Linked DNA regions of Mus musculus: region 1 is linked to region 2. A link is a contact called in ENCODE Hi-C or POLR2A ChIA-PET data. All regions are on one chromosome and are shown on one strand. Each heading gives the region's core, a stretch centred on a gene start or an enhancer-like site at or near the end of the contact. The rest is flanking DNA. Distances are from core to core; before and after follow the strand shown. Region 1 overlaps Arid5b (AT rich interactive domain 5B (MRF1-like)). Region 2 overlaps Arid5b (AT rich interactive domain 5B (MRF1-like)).

Region 1 (5,999 bases), core at 3,236-5,735, 52 kb after region 2:
CTGGGTCATCCAAAAAATGATGATAATGTAGTGAATAGGTAAGACTTGGCCACGTCACACCAAGCGTTGGAGGCGCACGCCTTTAGTCCCAGCACTTCAGAGGCAGAGGCAGGCAGATTTCTGAGTTCGAGGCCAGCCTGGTCTATAGATGAGTTCCAAAACAGCCAGGGCTACACAGAGAAACCCTGTCTCGAAAAAACAAAAACAAAACAAACCAAAAAAAAATTAAGAAAAGGGGCTGGAGAGATGGCTCAGTAGTTAAGAGCACTGATTGTTTTTCTAGAGGTCCTGAGTTCAAATCCCAGGAACCACATGGTGGCTCACAACTATCTGTAATGAGATCTGATGCCCTCTTCTGGTGTGTCTGAAGACAGCTACAGTGTATTTACATATAATAATAAATAAATAAATCTTAAAAAAAAAAGACTTGGCCACATCAAGGGCTTCCAACCACTAAGTATATCTGCCACACTTTGCGTGTTGAGGAAAAGGACGGGAGACTGACCTCAGGCTATGGTAGCCCACACTAGAGAAAGAGACAGAGGCTCATCTTTTTTCACTTCTTTCTAGTATCTTATTGTTCCAGAAGCCTCATCAAGTTGCAACTAATCAATGGATCAATCAATAAGTAATAGATGGGGTAACACTCTGGTTCTATGGGTTATTGAACAAACTGACCCTTGGAATTGCAGTTTTAGATCCTTGTGGGCTGTACATGTGGGGGTTCTCCTTTGAAATAAGTTACTTACAGTTTACATTCCCCTCAATTTCCATGCCAGGTAGCATAGTTTTAGTTCTTTTCTGTCATTTCAGTTCCCTTGGCCTCTTACCCGCTGTGTGTACATGTGTATGCGCAGAAGCCAGAAGTCAACTCCAGAGGTCTTTCTTCACGGCTCGCCAGCCTCCTTTTTTTTCTTTAAAAATTCATATACATATTCCTTATTCATTCATTCATTCATTCATTCATTCATTCATTCATTCACTTATTTATTGTGTGTGTATGTGCATCTGTGTGTGGGTGCATGCACTTCTGTGTGTGTGTGTGTGTGTGTGTGTGTGTGTGTGTGTGTGTGTGTGTGTGTGTATACATGTGCATAGGCCACAACATGGTGTGGACAGACATTAGAAGTCAACTTGCATAACCATCAGGAATCAGTTCCCAGCTTTTAGCACATGGGTTCGGGTGAACAAACTCAGGTTGCCAGGTCTGAAGGGAAGGACCCTCCTCTCCTTATTCACCTTACAGACCCTCTACCTCATTTTCTGAGACATGTCAAGGGCTTTCATACTGGGTATCCAACATCAGATCTCCACAATTTGGAAGAAAAAAACCCATTTACCCAGTAAAGTATCTCTCCAGAGCTACCATGTTTCAGTTCTTTAGAAGGCCCAGGGGATATCTGCCCAAGGAGAATACATCAATTTTTATCTTTGTTGATGACAGCCTCCTAATTATATAATGGTAAATGAGCACTTATGGAAGCCATAAGCAAAGGGCTAGGGACCAAGGATGGTATGATGGGCCAGCAGAATGACTCGCCAGAGCAAAGGTGCTTGTCACTCAAGCCTCATGACCCATGTTGAATCCTGGCTGGCTCCCTAGAACCCACGTGAAGGTGGAGGAAGGACAGAACCAATTCCACCAACTTGGGCTCTGGCTCCCACACCCGTGCTGTGGCACTCACACACTCCTTCCAATAAATTTTAAAAATAAAATGAATGTAAATGTTCAGGGCTGACCACTCGGTATTCAATGGCTAATGGGGGTGGGGTGGTGCTCTTCTCTGGAGAAGACTGAAGTTTTCCTCTCTCAGTGTTCTTTAGATGCTCCTAGTTCTTTGCTTGGAGTTGGGTCCGCCATGCTTCCCCCCACAATGTTAATGTGGCCCAGTGAGGAGGCATGGGCCGTGAATCTGAGACAGAGCCATTGGGGGTTGGGGATACACGGGAAGGGCCGGAGGAAGAAAATGGAAAGAGGAAAGTAATGTAATTAAATTGTAGTTTTAAAACAAAATAATAATAATAATAATAATAAAACCTGCCCTAACTCTGAAGCAACCACCATGGACCAGAACTGTCCCCACCACAAAACCTCTGTGCCCCAAGAGATGGCTGTTCCTATAATCAGGGTCTTTAGATCTCAGCTGCACCTTGTCTGGAAGATATTAAAACTTTTGGAGTCCAGCCTGGTCTATGCTGCAAAGCTAGATTCACAATGAACCACATCACAATGAACAATTCAGAGTGGGCTTCCAGTCTACAGGTAGCCCTGGGTCCTCAGACCCGCTACCAGGAGAGACACACATAATGGAAAATTTAGACCTGAAAACTCTGCCATTATGGTCATTCTTCTTTGTACTTCTACAGTGGAGCGCATTTGTGATACATTAATAACTTTGTCTTTCTGATTCCTACACTGTACCATCTCCCAAATACCACAATTGTGTCAATGGGATCAGTGTCTTAAAGGCTGGGCTACAAAGTATACAGACTATAGGATGGAGGGTTGGCTCAATGGTTAGGAACACATGCAAGAGAACCCTACTTCAGTTCCTAGCACCCACACTGGGCAGCTGATAGTCACTGGTCATCTAGACCTAGAAGGTCTGATAATCTCTTCTGGCCTCAACAGGCATCTATATCCACGTGGCACATGTGCACACAGAGCGAGAGAGTGAGAGGGAAAGTGAGAGGGAGAGAGGGAGAGGGAGAGGGGGAGGGGGGCACATACACATATATAAATATATATAAAGTTAAAAAGATCTTTAAAACATATGTGTTAATTGTCTAGAACCAAAGGCAGTTAGCACTGCAGTGTGTAGGCCTGGCTGTACTCCAGTTTATCTACGCAGCTGGCAAGTGCAACTCCAACCATATCTTAAAGTGCTGAAATAACCAATTCTTTATTTTTTTTAAAGAAATAAACATCATATCTCATACCCAGAAGGGGCCAGAATGGGGGCTTTTCTGGTTCATATATATGGTATAAGACATGGGGAGGTACTGCTCCATAAACAGCCCTGACCATAGCCTGGATTTCTCTCACCCTAGAAGTCGTCCTTCCCAACAGAGTAATAGTTATAGAAAATGAAATTTAGGTTTTCAATTACACCGACTTTCTCTTTCATATTCAAATGTTACCCATATCCTCCAACATGTTTACAGAGTTCTCCCAGATTTCTAAATAAATACACTAAAGAAGTTCTGAAATATACACATTTTAAAGATGGCTTTGCGTGCACCAAGCTATGCCCAGATGTTTAACATTCATTCCAAATTTCTCAATAAATGAGCACGCCAGGAAAGCAAACACGAGCTGACAGTATTTAGTCTAAGTTTCTTTAAATGGTTTAACATGGCCAATAACAGTATTTCATTATCAGGCATTATTAAGGCATTTAGAAAGAGGGGTTGTGGGATATGAGGCAGAGCAGCGGATAAATATGGTTATCACAATGATAACCATACTGTTTGGGGTTTTCATAATCTGCTGTGGTAATGAGTCTTGTCTTCTGTCTTCTGAATTCCATATATATATATATATATATATATATATATGAATTTCATATACATATACAAATATATGCATGTGAATATATCTGAATATATCTATTCATAACAAATCCATGATCCCAGCTCACTGCCACAAGTGCTCATTAACAACCACCACAAACTCACAGTCAGTTCTGTGAGCTTTGAACCAGTTCCAGAACCAGGGCTACAGCAAGTGGCAGTTTGGCCTTTTCGCTTCTCTGAAAAAAAAAAAAATTTTTTTAACACCTTAAAAAATTCCCCATAACTGCTCCCTTCACACCTTTTATCTCCTTCCTAAATCCAAAATATTCACTCACTAAATCTCCAAGGTTGCTGTGTTCTTATGTAATACGTAATTTTCTTCGTGTCTCTGGTGTTGGCTTGTGAAATGCCTTTAATTAAAAAAGCTAAAAGCTCTCTAAATCTGGATGGCAGACTCATTTCCAGGGCACTCAGGCATGTTGTCTAATTTTAAAACTCTGACAGGATACATGTAAATTTATGCAAGTTTCACAAAAGTCACAATTTCCTCCTTGAATTCAAGCTAAAGAAACCGCCTGCAGCCCTTTCCAGAGCTGTTTACTTTACTGGAGAGCTCTTTTTTTCTTTTTTTTCCCCCCATTGTGTTGGAGGTAATTATTGTGAAGATATCTCCTGTCAGCTTCCTGTGGATCCAGTCAGAAGGAAGGAGTTAAATTTCCCTGATTATTGATCAAACAGACTCTTTGATCCCCAAGCTAAAACTATGAAACACCACTTGGGGGGAGGGGCTTGAGGATATTATCATGCAAATTATTTTGGTTGACAGTAATTAAGAAATTATATGTTAAGAAAAATCAGTAATTGTTCACATGAGTCATTAATGTGTTTTCGTTCTTTGTAGAATGTTCTGGCACGCCCTTCCTTTCTTGCTTTAAATAAGCGAGGAGGGAACACACAGTATTTGCAGCTCAGCAGAGCACCATATTAATAGAAAGTTTGCTTGGAAGAGCAGCTTTGTGGAACCCCAGACCTGGTTCTTTGCCTTTCTCCATACTGTCCTTCACCCAAGAACTGTCTTTACAAAGCTGGGGTAGGCTGTTTGAGCATCTGAGGCAGGCTCACCCATGAGTGGGGACTGTTCCCCCTCCCCCCCTTCAGAAGGTCATAACCATTGGTCTCAACACTTAGGAAATCTACACAGAAAAAACCTACACACTCAGGGACTCAGAACTAGCCTAGCCACGGGCCATTAAGCAGTTCCAGCTAATTCCATGACTCCCTAGAAACAAATCTTCGCTTGGAACTCAACCTTTGCCAACGTTTGCTTTGGAGAGATTTTTTTTAGATCCACAGGAAAGAGACTCCAAGCGGATGATGGGAGGTTTGAGACAGGCTCCCAGGTGATGGGTACACCTTGGAATGAACTCCAGTTAGCTTATAAATCATTGATCCCTGGAAGAACGCAAATGAAAATCACGCTTTTGTTTTTTTGGTTTTTTTTTTTTTTTTTTGAAAGGCAGCCTCAAGTACTGACATGTGATACATAATAGTCTTAAACCAGTTCTGACATAATATCTCTGGCAGCTCTAATAACCACAAATGATTGCTTTAGTTAAGAACTAGCCAGGAGCAAAATAGAGCCATGTCGTTTGAGCCATAAATACCTCAACAATATTTTATGCCACTTTGTAAAAAGTTAAAGGAGTTTTATAATAATTAACAACAACAACCAAAAAAAAAAAAAACCCACGCCTTGTATGGACACTGTGAAAGCTTATTTCATAGTCCCAAGGCTGCCAGTGTGGTGAATTATGTAGGCACCAGAGAAGCATTAAGGAGAAATAATAGCAACTTAAATGAAGGCTGACGTAATTCATGATAAACAGTCATTGGAAAATATTACAGTGTTGTCTTTCTTTCTTTCTCTCTCTCTTTTTTTTTTTTGAGTGGGTTTAATCAGAAGAGTATGACCATAGTCTAACATAAACCACTTCCCTTTTCCACTGTTAGTAGTTGGAATTCTGGCATTTGCCCTAGCTAGCTGCAAGGTTTTTATTCACCATAATTGCTGAATCCAGACCCTCAACACCTCTGGGGACCTTAACAGTGTCAATTTGGAATTCTGATTGATGGAGGAGCTTCCAAGACAAAGCCCCAAATCTCTGAGCTGCGTGGTTGGTCCAAAAGTGGGGCTGAAATGGGAGGGTGGCATAGCCAGGGTGCTTTAAAGAATACATATCAGCAAGGGTGGCTAAGGACTGCCCACACTGAAGAATGACTCTATTGTCCCTTCTAATAGAATCTGTGAGGTGGTGTCAACCAGCCACCTATCCTGATAAGAGCAAACCTTGGCCCCAGATTGTTCTGGGTGAACTGTAAGTATAGCAACACACAAAGACGTAAACACAGTCACAGCCCAACCTGCCAATCTCATTAATACCGAATGTCACCAGGTCAGGGCCAGAAGGCGTGATCATACCACA
Region 2 (6,059 bases), core at 801-3,300:
CCCTGATTATTTTCTCTTTTTTTCTTTCTTTCTTTCTTTCTTTCTTTCTTTCTTTCTTTCTTTCTTTCTTTCTTTCTTTCTTTCTTTCTTTCTTTCTTTCATTACACTCAGTGAAAATAAAATTACTGTGCTCCAATTCAAAGTGAGTTCACAAAGTTTACCTGTAGCTGTCCTCATTCACTAAGCCTTTTTATGGGCTGATAACAATAGTTCATATGAATATGAAGGGGTCCTGCCTGTGACTTTCTCAACTGTGTGTTTATTAGCTTGAAGGGTGTCAAGGATACATGGACTTGTGTCCTAGACACGAATGGAATGGGATCTCACCTTGACTTCCTTTCTCTTGACTTTTTGCCCAGTTATGAACCTCAAAGATTTGGGGGTCTGATTTTGAGCACAGTACTTGTATTACTCAGTGCACAACCCCCCCCACATCCTGCCCACCACCTTCTGAAAAGCAGGCAGACCCTGTGAGATGACTGTCATTCAGTTTCTGCCCCCCCACCCCGCCACCCCCCACGCCCCTGCCTCTGGGTTGGGTGTGGCTCACCCTAAGCCACTCGGCAGTAAGCAGCCAGAGCCATTGGAGTCTTAACCAAAGGAACTCTTCCGGAAAAAGCAGGTTAGAATTTGAAATTGGACATTATGCACGCAAGAAGATGAAGTGTAAACGCTCATTTCCCTCACAAACAAATACATTTGCTTCGGATTCTGATTTCCTAAATACTCAGAAAAGCACACCACAAAGCGCTTTAGCCCTGATGCTGCTCCTTTTTAAAATCCCTAATAACAACTTCATGTGCTCCACACAAACAGAGCATGTAATTCATTCAAGAAAATTAAAACCAGTAATCTAGTATTTTGTGTAAAGATCCCCCTTTTTTGTGCTTCAAAAACATAAAAAAACAAGAAAACTTACATATGAAAACAAAGCCTTTAAAATGAATTACTACTCCAGAAAAAAAAAAAAAATCAAGCTATTAAAAAAAGTCCACAGAAGTAGCCATTTTGTTTTTGTTTCTTACCCAATTTAAAAAAAAAAAAGGATAATAATTCAGGGCATCTTCAGGGTTGGATAAGAAAGAAAATGTGGTCCTCAGAAGAGCCCTTTGCCAGGGAGAACACAGACATTTCTTGGCGTTCTCATCAACAGTAACTTAATCTATAAATCTCAGCAAGAAATGTTGAAAGCAACCCTATTTCATAAGCTTTGCTGAGTTTGAGACGTCTACATAGCAACAGCCTCGCTCTGGGAAAACACGAAGGCTTTTTATATTGGTAATCATCTGTAACATGAACAATTAAATACAGTACTAATGGACTATGGCCAGGAGCCTGGCACTAATATTAAACACTGACAGAGATGAATCGGTTTAGAAGCAAAACCAGGGCTGACAAAGACATTTTTATGAAGTGCTTGGACCTATTTTATTTAAACCAATCAGAGACAGGTTTGGACGAGCAGGGCCCTCAGCGACAGCGAGACATTCACAGCCACTGTAAGTACGGTCTCTGCTCTGCCTTAAATAAAAACACCCATTGATTCATTTCTATGGCTCCTACTTTTATTATTGCACTCATTAATAAACCCAAAGTGCCCAACTAATAACATACAAGTAACATTTAATGAGGAACTGGGGATGCTTTTTTTTTTTTTCCTTTTCTTGTAGTAAAACAAAAACATTTACTGGAACCACGAACCGCACTGCATAAAAAAATACATCAGCGGTAGATAACGCGATGTAGAGCCCTCACTCCTCCATCATTGTCCAGGGAAGCAAAGCAAAAGGGAGGGGTTGGGAAACAGTACTCCCTGTATTAGAAGGGTAAGAATACTATTCTTCCCACAGGGAAGCAGCTGGGGAGATGGCTCAGCAAGTGTCAGGACCTGAGTTTGAAACCCAGCACCATGTAAAACCCAGTAGTAGCGGCAGTGTGCTATTCACCACAGCACTGTGGGTCAGAGACAGATCCTTGGAGTTGGCTGGCTAGCCAGCTGAACCAGATGGATGAAAAGACCGTGCTTCAAAGAATAATGTAGGGGCCAGGGAGATGGCTCAGCAGGGAAGGCTACCACTTGCCAGCAACCCTGGTGTCCTGAGTTCAATCCCAAAAAATTGTCCTCTGAACTTTACACACGCACACATGTCATATTTGCACAAGAGTGCGTGCACGGATGCATGCAGGCATGTATGCACTCACTCATGTGCATGCAACACACACACACACACACACACACACACACACACACACACACACACTAAGAAATGAGAGGACGTCACACAGCTGCAGAGGAAGAAGGGTTTCAGTAGTTCTGACCCATCTCTGGAAGGCTTTAGAAAAGTCACCACAAAGTTCTGATCTCTCTCTCAACTTCCCAAGCTTCTTGAAAATGGTGGCTGTTCACCAAAACAGCCAGCCATTTTCTGTGTGGCCACACGACTTGTTACTGAAAAGAATGAATGAACCTGATGGTATGCCTTTAGCAAGAGGCCAGCCTCTTCTTTGGTTGGAGTCCCTGAACTGATCAGAGTGCCCTGTCTTTTGGGAGATCCAGTGAAAGAGCAGACATTCAAAGAACTATGGCCCCGCCTCTTTCCCATACTCTGGCCCTTGGGATTATTGGTGAGTCCCTTAACGGACATTGCTATAGTTTGCTTTCTATTGCTGTGATTAAAAAGTCCTGATTAAAAGCAACCTGGGGAGAAAAGAGTCCATTTGCCTGGCACATTTCCATCATACTCCATCATCCTGGGAAGCCAAGGTGGGAACTCCAGGCAGGAAATTGGAAGCAGGAACTGAAGCAGAGGTGTGGAGTAGTATGGCTTCCTGGCTTGTTCTGTGACGCTTGCTTGTTCCTTTACATAGCTTTTATACAGCTTGGGGCTCCCTCCCTAGAGGTGGGCCTGGGTCCTCCACATCAGTCAGTCATAAAGAAAATGCCCTACAGATCTGCTCATAGAAAACCTACCGAGGGCAAGTCTTCAAAAGAGATCCCCCTTTCCTCAGATACCTAACCTGCGTCATGTTGCCAAAAAAAAAAAAATCAACCTGTTCAATCATGACTGGTTTAAAAGAGAAACATGATCTTCAAATACTGGTAGCTAATGATTATTAATTACTAATTGTTCATAGCATTCTGATCAGAAGGCTGCAGCAGTCTAGATAGCAAAAGAAAGGCTCGTTATCAGTGCAGAACTATCCCTGGCTGCAGGCTCTGCACACACCTACTGGTGTGGTCGGACACAGTGTCACTGGATAATAGCAGAGCCATTTGTTCTAGGCTCCAGTTTCTTTCATTGGTCCCAGAAACCCATGAGCACACAGAGTCAGCCCCACAGAGATCCTCCCTGATGTCAAAAGTACTGTGCTTTTCAAAAGGCTCCCTTAAACTCCCAACTCTTCCAGGCACACCCCTGCAACTTGTGGGCAGAGCCCAAATGACTTCTTTCTCATGGAAACCCAGGAAATCTGCATAGACCAACACCAGTGTTCCCCGATGCTTCATACTAGCACTTGAAGCCACCCCTCAACTACTGAAGCCACATCCTTCTGCTCAAGACAGGGCCTACTGGGAATTCTCCCTGTTGACAATTCAACATGGCTTCCAGTCTACCACTCACAGTCTCCTAACTCAAACGCTGACCTAAGAAGTTCCAGAACTGGAAGAATATTTTATACCTCTTGAAAAATGTAATCCAATGGGAGACCAAAACTTTACAGAATGTCTAGTCTGATGCTACAAATTCAGAAAATGAAAAGAAACATTTAAAACATTTCGCAATGGGCTGCGGTTGCTAGGGCTTTCCAAATGGACAGTTTTACATCATTCAGGAATCTACTGCACCTTAGGAAAGGGAGGTCATTCATCGAGGTACAACCAGAGTATCTGAGCATTCCAGTCAAGACTGTGTCACTGACAAAACCTCTGAAGGAAAACACACCCAAGGGCTGGAGACACAGCACAGCATTTAAGAACACCAGTTGCTCTTCCAGAAGTTGTTCAGTGGCCGGCAATCACGTGGTCACTCTTAACTATCCATAACTCCTGTTCTAGGGGATCTAACTCCATCTTCTGGCCTCTGTAGGCTCCTCCACACATGTAAGAGGCAAAGTACCCATGCACCTCATTAAAGAAAAATGAAACACACACACACACACACACACACACACACACACATACACACACACACATACACACATCCTATATTCATTCGATCCTTCTCAATCCTTCTCTCTAACCCAGTTCTTGCCTGCTCTTGATCATATGCTGTGTTGTAAAATGTAGTTAATGACTATGCCCATTTGTCGAGGAAGTGGGCTAGCTGCAGCTATGTGAGTCCTTTTGCCAGTTTTATCTGTCATTGGGTCCCCTTAAGATTAATGGTTCGGGTGCTGGGAACTTTTGGAGAGGAGAGAGTATGTTTTTATGTCTCTCATGCCATGATTTGATTAGAGGCTCCTAAGCCAAAGATAAGTAGGTTATGGTAGCCTCCAGCACTGTGGGCAAAGCCCTCACCCAGGAGGCATTGTATTGGGGATCAGCTGCCTGGTACAGCGGGTAACAGGAATGTGTGAGCTTTGATGTTAAGTACTGAGAGAAATCACAGTTATATTTATATATATATGAAACAGTGCTACCAAGAGTGGTAATTTGAACATCTATTATTGATGTTTAAGAATCTTTCCAGATTACAATAGGGCCAGGGCAATCTCTTGGGAATGCTCAAAGGGAATTTTTCACAAGGTACTAAACCCAACTCAATTTACTTCAATTATTCCCAAACAAACATTATAACTTTTGTTAACTGGCCACACAGTCAAAAATGAGATACTGATAAACATGCCCTTGAACTTCAAGGGAACGTAATGAACACCTACTATGTCAAGAGATATGAAGGATACTGTCTACGACCCACCGTGGTTGTCATAAATGTAGGTCAGAGTTGGATTACCGATGGACTATGAGAAAAGTAATCAGTGAATATTAGCATTTTAACCTTTTTTTTTTACCTGAATGCTTTGTTCCACTAACTTGGTGTATCCTGATTTCAGTGTGTGTATGGACACTATTAAAACATATGCATGCATGTGCATACACATGCATATGAAAAGCATGCATGCATACATATACACATAGTCTCTCTTTGTCTCTCCCTCCCTCCCTCCCTCCTTTTCCCTCTCTCCTCTTTCTATTTGAACTCTCCAGCCCTGGATTTGAAGCCACCCAACTTCCCGAGTCATATTCACTTTTCCTCACGTATGTTTCTTGGTCAGGATGCTTTATCACAGCAACAAGAACAGTAACTAAGCACAGTAGAGGATTAATTCTAAACAGGCCTCTGGATTTCATACCAACAGCATACATGAATGCGTGTGTACTCTTGACGCACACAGGCATGTACACACACCATTATGAACCCCCTCTCCACTTCTATAGGGCAGCACCACCAGGGCAGCACCAGCTGTAACGAAGCTGGTACAACCTAAACATTACATATGGACTCATTACACAAAGCACGTACCACTCATGAATTTGCTGCCATTTCTCAGCAGCATAGGCACACAGTCAGTCAGTCTAGGCACACAGTCAGTCAGTCTAGGCACACAGTCAGTGTAGGCACACAGTCAGTCAGTCTAGGCACACAGTCAGTGTAGGCACACAGTCAGTCAGTCTAGGCACACAGTCAGTGTAGGCACACAGTCCTTAATGCAATGTGAGGGGAGGCACACCGGAAGTGGGCAGATGGAATGGTCATGACTCCTGTCCACAGCGCCTTCCCCAGAGGCTCTGATATATTCTTTCTTGGTTATATCATCAGTCCTTTTCTGAAACAGGTGGAGCTTATTAGAAACCCCAAGCTGAACAGAATTTGGCTCGAGATTTCCTCAGTTGAAAGAAAGCATGTCTATAGGTGAAGAAGTCCTCACAAGGTATGGAAAAGAATAGCACACAGACATAATCTGAGGCCGCCATGCTGTTGGGCTAAGGAATGCCTGGTTTCCAGGGCTCTGTCACACGTTAACCTCCTGACAACATTTCCCATCTTTGTTTTCCA

The links. A loop is a pair of places that touch in the nucleus more often than their neighbours do. ChIA-PET counts read pairs that join two places held with the same protein, here RNA polymerase II (POLR2A).
Region 1: a loop to region 2 is called in a map of regulatory T cell, with 2.1 times the contacts of the local background. The contact joins two enhancer-like sites. A Hi-C loop is called at or near these places in 1 of 37 maps with a recorded cell type or tissue (regulatory T cell). POLR2A ChIA-PET finds 5 or more read pairs at or near these places in 4 of 5 experiments (Patski and embryonic stem cell).

Annotation. Positions count from the first base shown.
Region 1 is chr10:68,161,491-68,167,489 of GRCm38, forward strand. All of the region lies in intron 4 of Arid5b (AT rich interactive domain 5B (MRF1-like)), which reads right to left. The region is part of intron 1 of Gm51770 (a long non-coding RNA gene); the gene reads left to right. Among named protein-coding and RNA genes, the nearest start is that of Gm51770, 13 kb to the left of the region's middle. Within about 2 kb of position 4,486, at least 1 of the 3 ENCODE cell types and tissues checked has a DNase peak (open chromatin) inside an H3K27ac peak, as active enhancers do.
Region 2 is chr10:68,111,815-68,117,873 of GRCm38, forward strand. All of the region lies in intron 8 of Arid5b (AT rich interactive domain 5B (MRF1-like)), which reads right to left. Among named protein-coding and RNA genes, the nearest start is that of Gm51770, 36 kb to the right of the region's middle. Within about 2 kb of position 2,051, at least 2 of the 3 ENCODE cell types and tissues checked have a DNase peak (open chromatin) inside an H3K27ac peak, as active enhancers do.